Linked DNA regions of Homo sapiens: region 2 is linked to region 1. A link is an interaction called in ENCODE POLR2A ChIA-PET data of the cell type or tissue named here. Cell type or tissue: endothelial cell of umbilical vein. All regions are shown on one strand.

Region 1 (2,500 bases):
AATCATGGTGGAAGGTGAAAGAGGAACAAAGGCATGTCTTACCTGGTGGCAAGCAAGAGTGCGTGTGCAGGGGAACTGCCCTTTATAAAACCATCAGATCTGGTGAGACTTATTCACTGTCATGAGGACAGCACGGTAAAAACATCCACTCCCGTGATTCAATTACCTCCCACTAGGTCCCTCCCACAACATGTGGGGATTATGGGAACTACAATTCAAGATGAGATTTGGGTGAGGACACAGCCAAACCATATCACCAACTCCTCCTTCCCCTACCCTAAGTTTACTTTTTATTCTAGAATCGAACTTTTGCCATATTACCATATATAAGTTGTGAAGTAAATACAAATCGCCATGTGGAAAAGGAAATTAACTAGCAGAGTGTAGAATTAATTTATTTAGCCAGGTTGTTGTGCCACTCTTGCCCTGCTTCACCCTTAATTTTTTGAATGACTACCTACTATATTCCTAAAGAATGGAGAGCTATTTGGAATCCATCAGTGACTTTAATTTGCTATTAGAATGTAAGTTACACTCTTTTGAATTCTTCTGAAGGACTCCTTTCCCTTCCCAAAATTCTAGTTTCCAAACTGAAATATTAAAAAATATTTCTGCAAGTTATTTTTCCCATACTCTACTGTAATTAAACCACTATTTGTGGTTCCCCCCCCCCCCACACAGACACATAAGCCCCTTGAAGATGTGGGCTGCCTCTCTTCTGTTTGCTCTTGTGTCTCCAACCCCTAACGGAATGCTCAGCACATGGCAGGTTCTCAAATAAGACTTGACTGAACGAATTAATAGAAATGATGCTAATTCCATGTACACTCAAAAGAATACCTCTTTGAAAGCCAGTAGCTTCACTCTCTTCTGCCAACCCAAGACTTCTTCACATCATAGATACTTACAAATAAGTTACAGTAAGCAACAATTTATAAGTAAACACAGTGTGTCAATGCATGCCAAAAGGATGATTACTTTTCTTGGCTATCCATAGCAGGACATAAAATATGTCCTTAGATTTATTACAGATGGCCAGCCGGTATGCACCAGAGAAAATAGTGGAATGGGGGAAGCCAAAAGTTGTGAGTCTGTCATAATGATGTCAAGTGACACACTTTTTCATTGCGATCTAGGTGTACCATACCTTAGCAAAAACAATCTATTTTCCATTTCTGGATTTCTTAATAACTTAAACTATATAAATAAGCTCCTTTTCCATCATATGAACTGTTCTTACATATTCTCTGGCCTTCCTTTGTCCAAATGTTGAGTTGAAGTTTTCATTGCATATTCTCTGTGCACTTTGCATTACCTAATGGTTTCCTGGCTCATGTGAGAGAAGTCAGCGTCAGCAGTCGGGTTTTGCCGAGATATTTTCTTGTCCTTTCCAGCATAGAGCTCTACAAACAAAGGCAGGGTTATCACATGTACCCGAGAGCTGCCTGGGAAAAGTGGGAGCTATAGTTATCAAAATTGGAAACTTTATGAAGTATGCTTTTGTCTCCGTTTTTGTTGCGTTCAATCAGATCAACAAGTGTTGGCTAAGTGTTGAGCGTGGTTTCCTGTGGGATTGTGTAAGGCTCTGTAGGACAATAAACGTGTTGGGGGCACTGAGTAATGTAGCCATTTCTGACCCGGCAGCCAGGAAAATGTGAAACAATTTGCTTCTGGAAACAGGACAGCCGGGGCCGTGTTCCTGCAACAGCAGACCAAGCACCGCGGCGGACCCAGGCAAGCACGGAACAAGCTGAGACGGTGCGTTTAAGCGGCAGGTGGCTACTCAGTGTCGCATACTATGCGGAAAATAGGTTTGGTTCCCGGTGTTGTGGGGCCTGAAGTTACAAACTTTGGGAAGCTCACTTTAAGAAAAATAGTACAACATTTTTAATATGAAATTGCCAGGGCTTTCTCTGGGACTTTAGATGGGACCAGGTAATTTGGAGGCCAACGGCTGAAACTGCTATAATTTCACTGTAAATTCACTCCTTGCTCAAAATCTCAGTTAGGGAAGCTCTCAGGTTGTTTATGTATCACCACCAGTTCTACCTAGCTTTGTGTGTATTCTCTGCTAATTTTCTCCATCCGCTTCTTTAGGTATTGCCTTTCCATAGCCTTTCATATTGGCCTCATAACTGCTTCCAAAGAGACATAGAAATGTTCCTTATACCTTCTTTAACTGTGTTTTTATGATGTTACTTTAGCTACAAATATTTGCTCTTAGGTTCCTGAGGTCTCCCTAAATCAAGTGCTTTGTGTATTTTAGATGGAGATAGACAGGTGGGAGGGAGGTGAACCATGCAGTTGTACTCATATCCATATAATTTTGAAAGATTTTGTGGGCCACAATGATTTCATTGGATTTGAAAAGGAGTGCAACTTTGTGGTCCATGTAAGTGCTTCTCAAGCTTTCCTGTGCACGTGGATCACCTGGGGATCTTGCTAAAATGAAGATTTGGCTGCGCGAGGTCTCGGGTGGGAACTGAGAGTCTGCATGTCT
Region 2 (2,500 bases), 86 kb after region 1:
TGCATCAGTAACATCTATGTTTGGTTTCTGTCCAAAGGGAACTGTCAAAGAGTACAGATTTGTCCAAAATCTACCCCACATATCACCTATATTTAAAAAAGAATCTGTTAGTATATGACAACACAGCAGAAATGTAGACATAATTTATTAAATATATGGACCATCATTGACACTGTAAATTAGAAAGAGATTTCTATAATCTACCATCCATGGTACAAAATATTACAAATTAAGCTGTTAGTAATTCCTAGTGTTGGCTTCAAAAGAGATCATATAAGATCATCATTCAGGAACTTCTACTAACTGGTAACTAAATTCCACTTTTATTCCTATATTCGTGTACTTAACTTGGTGACTTTGTAAACATCTCAAACAAATGTTAAGTTGTATTCCAAGGCCAGGGACCATAAAAAAGAAGATGTATCTAGAAAAAGTCAATCCAAGAGCAGGACCAGAATCCTGGTGCCAAAAAAATGGGGCAACAAACTTCATGAAGAGTACTCCTGTAATCCCAGCACTTTGCAGAGCTGAAGCAGGCAGATCACTTGAGATCAGGAGTTCGAGACCAGCCTGGCCAACATGGTGAAGCCCTGTCTCTACTAAAAATACAAAAATTAGCTGGGCATGGCGGCTTGAGCCTGTAATCCCAGCTACTCAGGAGGCTGAAGCAGGAGAATCGCTTGAACCCAGGAGGCAGAGGTTGCGGTGAGCTGAGATCAGCCACTGCACTCCAGCCTAGGCGACAGAGCGAGACTCTGAAAAAAATAAAAGTACTCCCTAAACTTATATTTTAAAACATAAAATTTAGTAGTGATACATGTGAAGTCCTATGCTTAAATTTTAAAGAAAAACCTATCCATCATAAAAACATATATGTGACATCAGGCTAAAGCACAGTCCACATGTAAAAGACCAAAAATGAGCCAACAAACAGTATGACCTGGCTTCTAAAGCATAAATGTGAACTTGAGCTAAATCAATAGAAGTATAGTGTCTAGAACAAAGGTAGTCATGGTACCATGTCTTTCTTTATGTTGGTCAAACCTCATCTGGAGTAACTGTTCATCTCTAAGCATGATAATTGAGGAGGGACATTGACAAAGTACAGCTCATTGAAAGGAGAACAATTATAGAAAAGTGAGGTTTTAAGGAATGGTTGATAATGTATAAGATATTTAACTTGACAAAAGAAAATAGGGTAAACATGACAATAACAATAATAGTCACTAAAATGTATTGCACCAGGTACTATGCTGTATCTTATATGATGGTTCTTTATGAATATCTGGAAGGTCATCTTGTAGAATAGGAATTGACATTCTGGGTAACCTCATAGCATGGAAATAGGGCTAATGAATGGAAGGCATCAGAGGGGTGTTGCTTAAGTTCCACATAAGGTAGAATTGTATTACATTGGTTCCATGTAGCAGTAAATTAGTCTATATTGGAATGAAGAAATTATCCCATCACACCAGACAGGTTTAAGCAGAAACTGAATTACTAAATAATGCTTGCCATTGACATTGTAGGAAGGATTTCCATATTACTTTAGAGTTAAAAGCCTCCACAGGTCCTTTCTCCGCATTCTCTCCTGCTGACAGACACGAGGTATGGCTGTGGAGGAGATTAGCTTCCAGCAACTTAGTTTGACTACAGTAGAAATGCTATATATGCATGGCATGAAATTTTCAAATATTTATATTTTATTTGGCCTCAGCTGCTGCGGTGGGAGAGGGGAAGATGGTCACTTTCATTCATTCTTCACTTATACGATTCCAAGCCAAGCACTTTTCAGCAAGAGTAATTGGTGAAGTCTAGAATGAACTTAGGAAGCTTTCGCTCAAGCTATAACCTTCTGTTACCCCTGACCACCCCCAGCCAACCAAGCTCTGACAATATGATACTAAAATCTCAAATTCCACCTTAAGAGCTTAGCCAATCAACTTGAATACTAAAAATTATTTTCCCCATTTCCACTCTCATTTGAGCCTGTAATTCTTTCTCTAGTTATCTTAAATAACCCCTTTATCATTTGAATTGCAGCCAAAATAATAACTCTTTATGTACAAAAAAAGTAATACAATAGAGAATTGTTTAAAATAGACTTTTGGTTGAAGAAAATGCTTTCAAAATGCGATTTCTACAATGTTACTAACCACTTACAGAATTTTTCAAAAGTTTTATGTTAAGGCTCACTCAAAAAGGCAATTTTATTGTTAGAAATAACAAAGAGCCAAGTACACGAAGAATTCATGGGGCTTCTTACCAAGCAAATGAGCAGGGAGGCATCCAATTGGACTGATATAGGAAGGATAGGCATTCATCAACTTTGCCCTCACATAGGCATGAAGATGTTCATATAATGGTTTAATCTGAAAAGCCCAGGAAGAAAGTTTAAGACAAAGAGTAACCAATTCTAATTTCCATTCCACAACACTAGAAATAGGAGATTCTTTAAACAAGTAGAATTTCCCCAAATTATAATTCTTCTTCTCTCAAA

Evidence for each region. Peaks named below come from ENCODE experiments on the same cell type or tissue, not always from the same donor. Only the 100,000 strongest peaks of a DNase experiment are listed, where the experiment ranks them.
Region 2: POLR2A ChIA-PET joins it to region 1 with 9 read pairs; 2 of 35 experiments call an interaction of 5 or more read pairs at or near these places.

Annotation. Positions count from the first base shown.
Region 1 is chrX:15,499,183-15,501,682 of GRCh38, forward strand. It overlaps BMX (BMX non-receptor tyrosine kinase), which reads left to right and starts at 1,625. Exons shown (of 19, transcript NM_203281.3): 1 at 1,625-1,758. In endothelial cell of umbilical vein, no CTCF peak of the experiment used is centred here; a DNase peak (open chromatin) is centred at 1,389; H3K4me3 peaks cover 1,185 bases; H3K27ac peaks cover 2,500 bases.
Region 2 is chrX:15,585,487-15,587,986 of GRCh38, forward strand. It overlaps ACE2 (angiotensin converting enzyme 2), which reads right to left. Exons shown (of 18, transcript NM_001371415.1): 6 at 2,267-2,372; 7 at 1-86. Among named protein-coding and RNA genes, the nearest start is that of ACE2, 14 kb to the right of the region's middle. In endothelial cell of umbilical vein, no CTCF peak of the experiment used is centred here; no DNase peak of the experiment used is centred here.